Linked DNA regions of Homo sapiens: region 2 is linked to region 1. A link is a contact called in ENCODE Hi-C or POLR2A ChIA-PET data. All regions are on one chromosome and are shown on one strand. Each heading gives the region's core, a stretch centred on a gene start or an enhancer-like site at or near the end of the contact. The rest is flanking DNA. Distances are from core to core; before and after follow the strand shown.

What was found. Hi-C counts contacts between places; a loop is a spot of excess contacts on that map. ChIA-PET counts read pairs that join two places held with the same protein, here RNA polymerase II (POLR2A). Pooled maps may share reads with other maps.
Region 2: a map of prostate gland shows a loop between it and region 1 (4-fold over the local background). The contact joins two enhancer-like sites. A Hi-C loop is called at or near these places in 3 of 168 maps with a recorded cell type or tissue (dorsolateral prefrontal cortex, prostate gland and psoas muscle) and 2 of 50 pooled maps. POLR2A ChIA-PET finds 5 or more read pairs at or near these places in 2 of 52 experiments (AG04450 and MCF 10A).

What each region holds. Positions count from the first base shown.
Region 1 is chr5:116,393,673-116,398,320 of GRCh38, forward strand. No RefSeq gene overlaps it. Among named protein-coding and RNA genes, the nearest start is that of SEMA6A-AS1, 52 kb to the right of the region's middle. Within about 2 kb of position 2,304, at least 5 of the 41 ENCODE cell types and tissues checked have a DNase peak (open chromatin) inside an H3K27ac peak, as active enhancers do; they include psoas muscle, where a contact is called at or near this core.
Region 2 is chr5:116,358,508-116,363,087 of GRCh38, forward strand. No RefSeq gene overlaps it. Among named protein-coding and RNA genes, the nearest start is that of SEMA6A-AS1, 87 kb to the right of the region's middle. RefSeq lists enhancers at 957-1,106, 2,201-2,997. Within about 2 kb of position 2,823, at least 8 of the 41 ENCODE cell types and tissues checked have a DNase peak (open chromatin) inside an H3K27ac peak, as active enhancers do; they include psoas muscle, where a contact is called at or near this core.

The DNA.
Region 1 (4,648 bases), core at 1,054-3,553:
TCATAAAGAATCATATAAAAGTGGGTAATTCTTTGATTGTCTTTGTAATACTTAGAAGGAGATGTAGGTGTGGTTGGTCCATTGCCAGAAAGCAAGTTTGTCCATTCACCATTTATGAGTATTCATGGGGCCCCAAGAATTGTGGAGGGGCATGAGTATCCAGGTATCACACCAGGGAGATGCTGAGTATGTTGCTGTAAGAGGATTTGGGCTCCGCTTATTCACAATAAGTCATCTGCTAGCAAAACAGCCTTAAGGATATTGACTCCCTCTCAGGGGCAAAACTTTAAAAGGCTACTATGATAATGAAGGCTTTGAATATTTGCTCTAACTTCCTGTGAAGGGATGAATAGAAGAAGGAAAGAAGGAGAAGAGGAGAAAAGAAAGTCTCATTTTGCCACAGGACAGAAAAAGAATGTCTGCAGAGTCTGGGGGGATAGAGGGGGCAGCGTGAAGTGATATTAAGATGAGACCCCCAAGATACAAATCCTAAGCCTGAAGGCAGGTGGGGGCTCTGAGCAGTTTCAAACTTTTCCTTCCTCAGTTTCAGTCCATACAATGAAATGAGGAAAACAGTGGATGTCTCTGGTACTTCACAGAGATATGGCCAGAGTATGATGCCATGAGAATACTGAGGTTTTGTAATAAGGCCAATACCTATTATTTCAGCATGCAGTGATGAAGCTGTCATGACTATTTATTTTGAGAGGAGCTCGGATTGCTTAAGGGCTATCATTCTTCCATCATGGCCACATGAGGCAAAAGTGGGTGTCATTTTACCACGTCTTGTTTCAGATTCTGCAGCTGACAAGGATATGGGAACTTGTTCTTGACCAGAAACTGTGATTATGGAGGGGCCAAAATTATTGCTCACATCTGTGGATCTGTGGCTCTGTGGATTCTACATATTGCAGAAAGAGCAAATCTCTTCTTCAGCCTCAAGGCTCTCTGGAGCTGGCTGCTCTACGTGGTTGTGCCCGGTGAGGCTCCCGGGCATTGCTAGTATGGGCAAGGAGGTAGTGGAACTAGCTGGGGTGTGCTGGGGTGTGCAGAACCACATGAGGTGGTTCTGCAGGTGTCACTGTACCAGGGCCTGGAGGAGCATCTCCCTACAGAGCAGAGGGAGCACAAAGGAGACCCCTGCCTACAAAACTACTCTTTTAAAACCTGAGCCAACCATTATAAATGGAACATTTCACTTACAAACACAGATTTCCTGCTTCTCTTGAAAGGTCAGCCGACCTGAAGACATTGGATGTGCATCCTCTCATGAAGTTGCTGTCCATTTGCTTCAGTTCCCACTTGCCTGCTCCAGTCCCTTCTGATACCTGCTGGAGCTCATAGTGGACTTCAGGGAAGAAAAAAGCGGCCTCCTGGGTGGGAGGTGCCCTCTGCTGCCCCACCCCAACCCCTTTAGAAACAGAACTGGGAACAGAGCACACCGTTAAAAAGAGACCGGGGACTGTTGGGCAGCATGGTTTTCCACACACTCCCCTCTCCCTCTGAAGAAGCAGATGACAGCAGCGAAGATGCACTGAGCTGCTGAGAAGAGTGGATCTGGACGCCACAGCGTTTCCTATTACACACGAGCTCCACGAGAACAATGTAGGCCTGAAGCTTTCCTGAATGGCGGAGCTTGTCCAGGTTTGCCTTCCCAAGTGGAGCAGCAGCACAGCTGGGACTCTGCGGGGTTGGTCCTTAGGCTTTAATTGGAGCAAGGCATTCAGCCCTCCCTGCCTCTTCAGTGAGCACTGCCAGTTTTCAAGGACCCCTGGGACACCTCTTCAGGAGGGAGACAGGAGGAGAGGCACTTCTGTTGCCTGAATCCCCATGGCTTCTGACATTGGCTTTTTTTTTTTTTTTTTTTGCGCTGGAAATATTTTGCATCTGGACGCATCCTGTGCTGCTCTCAGCTAGCTCTTTACAATTCTGCGGCTGTCATGTCTTTTCTGGCTAGGGTGGCTGCGGCTGCTCTGAGGCCTTCTGATAGTTCTTGTTTACCTCCAGGAGGTATTCATTCTTTTAAGACAGGATTATGTAGCACACTCAGCTCTGTGCAAGCTGTTACATTCTTTTCCTGAGGCTAGGCAGCGTCTCCTCCAATTCCCAGGCCTCAGAATGCAAAGAGCCTCCTGAGCCTCCTTCTAGGTTGCACTCTGTCCCCAGAAGGCCCCTACCTCAGGGGGTAACCGAGTATCTGTTTCCACTCTTTTAGAAGCTGGCTTTATGAGGAAGAAAGGCCAGGAAGGGTGAGGTCAAGTGTCCTTGCAAGAGTCAGGGAGAAAATGCTGCCAATTTCTGAAAAGCTAAACACCAATTTGGGAGTCATGCCATAGAACCTGCCTGCAGTTAATGTTCCAGGCAGGCAAAAGCAGCTCATGGCTGTCTGGGAGCATAGGGTTCTGCTTCTCAGAAAGGAAGAATGGAGGAGGTTTATCTTCCTGGAGCACAAGTTAGTAACTATTTTTGGATCATGATTCTCCCAAGATATAAGAAAGCTACGGGCCTTATAAGGTCCCAGTAGAGACCAACAGGGGACTAATAAGGTTCCCAAGAGGGATTCTCATTGGTACAGACACAATACACATGAGGCAGACACATCCCAAATAATTTCAGGAAGTTCTTGGACCCATTCACACCTGATCAAAGCTCAGGTGGGGGTCTGGAGCCCAGGAAAAATTTCTAGTTTTTGTTGGTGGGTGGCACAAAGCCCCAAAGGGCAACTCTTCCCTCCTCAAGCCAAGCAGAGGAGGCCATTTTCTGGGTAATTTAGGTAGAACCTCCTCTCCCTCCCTCAGTATTTCTTTACACTTGGAATTCAAACCAAAAGTATGTTGCTTGCCAGGTAAGTGGCACCTTCTCTGCTGGCCCTAGACTCCTAGGAACCACAGCCATAGGTTTATGCACAGCTCCTGCTGGAGAGGGCTCTGCAATGCTGTGAGGACATGCTCTAATCAACTGAGATTTATGAACTAGAAAATAAATCCTGCAGCACTGACTCTGTGTTTGGCCTATGATAATAAGGGTCCCTTATGGCCTTGAAGCTGATGTCTTTGCACTGATTTATCATGCAGACTGTGGGGAGCCATAGGCCCCCTCTGCTAGCAGAGAAAGGAAGCCTTCTTGGCTACATTTTGAGTACATTTCTCTCCCAGTGGCAGGACAAGCTTCATGGACCCAGACCAAATCCCTTGGCAGTGTTGCTGGTGGTGGCCTTGGCTTGGGGCTGTCTATCAGCTCCAGCACCTGGCCAGAGGCCTGGGGCCAGGCCAGCGATGGGAGGACACTGGATGGGCAACATGAGGTGGTTCTGCAGGCTTCACTGTACCTGGAGAGTTACGGCCCAAAGCCTCAGGGCCAGCCAGAAGGGGGAAAAGGGGTTCCAGTCACACTAAGTTGGGACCCAGATTTGGCCATAGGCAAAGCTGCAGAGCCTGAATTCATTTGTTCTTAACTCTTCCGGCTTCTTTCTCAGCCACCTCTGTGACCACCTGCTTAAATGTATATTCCTCCCGAGGACTGCCCAGCTGCTTTTTGGAAGAGCCCCCACTTTGCTCAGCTCCCACAGCACCCCATACCTCCCTCAAAACATGCACGTTAGTAAAGTTCTTGCTTCAGAATTGAAAGGTGCTTCCACATTTGAGCTTCAAAATGGACCTGTGAAGTAGACAGACTTAGTCCCTGCCTACCTTTTCCCCCAAACTCACCCCTGATTTTACAGATAAGGGATTCAAGATGGTGAGAAGGCAGGGAGTTGGTGTTCATTACACAAAGGTGTGACTTCTGCACAGCCTTTCTTTTGGAGTGAAAAGGGCCTGGATTCAAATTGAGGCCTTGCCCCTGGCTTGCAAGGTTGCCTCTTTAAAGTTTTTTGGACTATTCTAAGTGTTTTCTTTTTTTAATCTATAAAATAGGGATAATATAATACATTGGGACTAATATGAAGATTAAATTAGAAAACATAGCAGGCGTTCAATCATGGGGGTCATACTGGCTGTATCTTCCACAGCCCACACACCGTGTTGTTTTATTTTTTGTTGGTCATATGCCACTCATATGCCATATCTTTCCAGGGCCATTTACCATTAATGATAACCCAATGTGAGCATTTCCCAGGGTCCACACTGAAAGGCCCCAGACTCATTTATTTTGTTTCTATGCTACTTTAAGTAGCATGAACACAAAGGCACTTTCCATTCTCATTGATGTGGCAAATCACTTTGTGCATATTGCCAGAATCTCCTTGATTACTCTCAGGTATGGGTTGGTGGAATATGTTAATATCAAGGCAGACAGAGCAGAGCTAAACATTTCATATTTTCACAATATACATTTTTTTCTTTTAACCCAGAACTCTCTATTAAAGCCTCGTATGACCTCCTGTCCTTTGAGTTTGCAGTTGTCAATTCTACCTCCCATACTCCCACTGTCACAGGTTGGTCAGTCCTCTGATCACACACTTGGCACTCCGTATCACCTACAGAATCAAGTCTCAATCCTTAGTTTGTCTTCTCAACTGTACAAACATTCTGCTTAAGTGGCCAAACACAATCTATGATGCCCACCAAAGGATGCTCTTTCCTCCTGCTGTTCACTCCATCCGCTATGCCTTCTTCACCAGCATCCCCACTGCCCTGCCTTCCCAGAT
Region 2 (4,580 bases), core at 1,573-4,072, 35 kb before region 1:
ATCCCCAAATACAAGCTCCATGGACTGATTGTAGTTGGCCTGGTTTTCCCAGGTTTCAGCCATGTGGCTCCTCCTCCTGCTACTATCCTTGTTAGTCCTGAGGTCCCCTGGTTAGCTCTGGGGAAGAGAACAGAGCAGATGCTGGGACACACTGGTGGGTTGTGGTGGTATCAGATCTATGGACAGAGGCCACCAGCCAAGACCACCTCCAGGGACTGAGCCTCCAAAAGAACACTGGGATACCTTCCTTTCTAGTTGTAATCCACCCACCACTTTTCATCTGGAATCATTTCTATAGGTAGGAAAAATAAAAGATGGGCCTTGTTGGTGAAATGCAAGGGGAGCCAAGCTCAGGTATCATGCAAGGCTATGCAATAGGAAAAGTGCAGAGCTGGGTGATCATTTCCACTATGTGGATGCAGTACAGTTGATGTGTACTTTGGGCTAGTTTGGTTTTTTAAATAGAACATTTCCCCTGCTAATAAGCTAGAGAGCTCAGTTCCTCTTTTTGTAAGTGGGTGTGGATGACGTAGTTCTATTGACACTTTGCTATGTTTTTTTCCAACTGTAGCTCTTTTATCTTCTCACACCTTTCAGCTACAGATTTATTCCTCATATTCACTCCTCTCTCTCCTACCTCCCTATTTCTATAGGTGTTTATGTCCTTTCAGTGAGCCCAGCACAACAGCTGCTGCCACTTATTGAGTGCTGACTGTGTGCCAGATGTGTTCAACACCATACATGTGCATATTTCTCTTAATCTTCCTTGCAACTTTAAGTGTATTATGTGTATTATCTCCAGTTTACAAATGAGGAAATAAGCCCAGAGAGGTTCAGTAACTTGCTCAAGATTGCACAGCTCATAAGAGGTGGAACTGGAATTTGAGGTTATATCTGTCTGATATAAGGCCAAGCTTGCAGCACTGCTTCTTGGCACTGTGCTGTTCTGTGAGATAAGAGGCAATTCTTGCAATTCTCACTTTAGTGTCTGTAATGTTGGTGGAGGGTGAATGAGTATTGCATCTCAGCTGCTGCTCGCAGGTAGTGGCAGGACCAAACCACCCAGGGCTCTGGGTGTTTGCTGTTGGCAGAAGCTTCTCCTGGTCTGCCTGATGCTCCAAGTAGGCAGGCCATTAGGGAGCCCCCCAAGGTGATGGCTGTTATTTTCAGCTGAGGGATCCGAGCAGAACCCCCAAAGAAAGAGTTATTTCAAACTGGGCCTTTGTTCCTTCCTCTTCCAGTGATTGCAATTCTGGGCCCCAGCTGGAGGTCTAGATTGCAAGATCAGGAAGGAGCTGGGCCAATTTTCTGGTTGCTTCTTTGCACTAAGCTCTTGTGTTTTCACAGCAGCCACAGGCCCTACATCCTTCCTGGAGACCCCAGGGTGGAACACAAGCAAATTCATCTCTTTTCACTTCCCCACCCCCTTGCATGGTGACTCTTGATTTGCTATGCTCAGAGCCTGTCATTGCTGGGTAGGGGCTTGCATATGGCCCCCATTTGAAATGAATGGTTTTTGAGGGGCTCCTGGAAATGTGTTGCAGGTGAGCTCCTGGACACTTGGCTTGCCTGCTGCTTCAGCTCTGTTTGCTTTGACTAATTGTGTTTTCTCTGCCAATTTGTCTGAGTAAAGTTTTTCTATCCCACTTTGTCCGACGTCTACATGGTACATCTGGTACCCATTTGGCTGAGATGGGGGCAGGAGCAGGGTGGTTAATTGAATGCTTGGCACAGGGCTGCAAGAAGAAAACTGAGAAGAAAGGCAAGAACTGGGAGAAGAGCTTAGAGAATGCTCTAATGCTTGGAGCCTTTGCAAAGTCCTGAAACTCTACAATCTCTTTTCCTCCACTTGGTTTCTGTTTAGAAACAGAGCCTTAAAAAGGGCAAGAGAAGGACTTTGATGAGATTCTGAAACTAGATTGCAACTACTGTTTTAGTATAAACCCCGCAGTGCCCCATCTTTCTCCCACAGGGCCCATGGCTTCTCGGTAGGTGGCTAGGGTATCACTAAGCCCTGTTTGTGGAAGGGGAGAAAGAAAGAGCTGGGAAAGATCACCTGTCTATGTCTATTTTTGTACGCATCTAATTTGGAGCCTCTCGTTCTGCAGTGGGAATTTTGGCTCCAGATCTTGGTCTGGTTCCCAGGATACTGAGTAGAAGTAAAAGTGAAGCAGCACCACTTGGAATCCCTGCTTCTGGCAAGGGTCCAGGGCCAGCCCAGGCACTGCATGGGCTCTCTCTGCCTGTCTACCTGTCGTTCTGTCTCTTTCTCTGCTTCTGATTTTGAAAGACCAAAAAGAGCATGGATCCTAGAGTCACAAAGTGTAGGTTTCAGATCTCAGCTCCTGCTAGATGTGTCATCTGGCAAGTGCCTATTCACTTTGGAGCCTCAGTTTCCCCTTATAAAATGTGACAATTCACACATTGTTCCAAGGAGTAAATGACATGATTCAAAACGCAAGTCAGCTCTGCACCTCTCTAAGGACTCTCTACTCAACCCTGAAAGGAAAGTAGTGTCATCACTGTCAGCATCCCTGTTTTATGGAGGAGGAAACTGAGGCACAAAGATGTTAAGTGACCTGTCCATGGTCTCACAACCAGTAAGTGGCAGAAGTGGCCAGAGTCCAGGCAGGGAGTCTGGCCCAGAGCCGGCGCAGGGAAGCCTGCTCTGCTGCCTTTGTAAAGCTTGGGTGCTCCCAGCGCTGGGCCTGGACAGAGGAGGCACCCACTCAACAGCAGCCCTGACTCTTACCACCCCAGGGATGCCGAAGCTGCAGCCTATTCCAGCCGCCGTCTGGAAGAACAATGGCCCTGGGGGCCAGCAAGCCTTAGAGAACAAGAGCGACTCAAGGAGAGAAGGCCGCGGCAGGCGCTGAGGCTCTCACAAAAGTAAGGGCAGCAGGGGCAACCCAAGGAGGTGGGGAAGGGCACGCGGGAAACGAGGTCGGCGCCCAGGCCTGCCTAGGCCGGCCTCCCTCCCTCCGCAGGTCCTGGGGCTCCTCCGGGTGGCGCTCTTGAAATCCATCGTCACCTTCCAAGCGGCCCTCGCGCGACTGCAGCCAGCCCCGGCGGCTCCTTGCCTGCCTGCGTGCCCTTGCGGCGGCTGCTGTCTACCCTAAACAGCTCCAGATTTAGGGCTCCTCCATCTGATTGCTCTTCCCCAGCCGCCTGGTGCTTTCAAGTGGGCCCGACACGCTCCCGGGACTTGGCCACGGTCCCTGCATCTCCTGATGAGAGCCCGCGCTTCTAATTCGGGTCCGCCCCGCACTCTTCCCGCGCCCTGCCCGCGCTGTCATTACGGCGCTGTCGCTGCTCCCACAGAAAGCAGGCGGCCGCAGCTCTCGCTGGCCCGGGGCCAGACCCAGGCCCGCTACGCCGCCTCGCGGACTGGATCCACCCCTTGCAGACAGGCACCCTGCTTGGGTGTTGTTCCTGAAGGTGCATAGGGAGGCTCCTGGGAAGACAGGGAGACTTTAAGAAGGAGAAAGGTGCGTTTACAGGATGGATTTGAAAGAATCACACTTTACTGGTCTGCCCAAGACACCTCACACCCAAAAGAAGCAAAGAGGTGTTCTGGAGGAAGGACAGAGGGAGAGGCTGCAGGTGCCCTGTGGCTGGCCATGTCATGATCTGACTCCTTGGCAGTGTCTTGGTACACGATTCCTTATGTATTTTGCATGCAAATCTAGTCAGGTTGGGCCTTGAAAGGAGCCCTGCCTGGTAGGCTTCACCCCCTTGGGCAGTCTGGGTGTGACTCTGGCTCAACAAGTTAGTTCTCTGCTCTGAACTTATTTTCCTCTTATGAAAATGAGGATAACGGTGGCGCTCTCGTGTGGAAATGACAAGTCACCCAAACTACCTGGCACATAGTAGGTCCTCAAGAAATGATAGGCCCTTCTTTGTTAAGGTCTCTGGCCCCCATACTACTCCTATGCATAACTTTTGGTCCATCTGTCTCTCTTACCTTCTCCCCAAGGCCAGCACCGAAGTGGTCCTCACACTGTGCTAGACTCCATTGACTTGAGGAGTTGGATTGCTGCTAGCTAGCCAGTGAGGGCAGAGAGGTCTATGTCTGAACCTCGGGATATCTACAGGAGTGACTTTCAGTGTTCTCTTGCCTCATAACTATGGCAGACCCACAATTCAACAACCATGGCATGGGAAGGGTATGTAAGGGATCAGACCTCTTGGGGATAAGGGTCTCTGTCACTGCACAAAACAAGCAACTTACACTAACTAAATGCTGACCGAGGATGAGGGAAATGGAGAATGGGTGGTAGAAATAAGTGGTGTATACCAAGTATGGTCTTGAGATCAGCTGAGGCAGGGGAATCAGAACTTGTGTCACTCATACTCTTACACTAAGTCCTGGTAAAGGCTGCAGCCTTGAAAAAGACTCAGATTAGGTTTAGAGGGTCCATGACAGATATGCGAGGTACAAGGGATATCTCCTGTGCCCCATTTCAAATCCTCCCAGTGTCACTCCCTACTCTTCTGACCATTACAGTGGCCACTTCTGCACAGGTGTCAAAACAGCTTTGCTCTGCAGCAGTGTGGCAATGTCTGCCCCAGGACCCCTC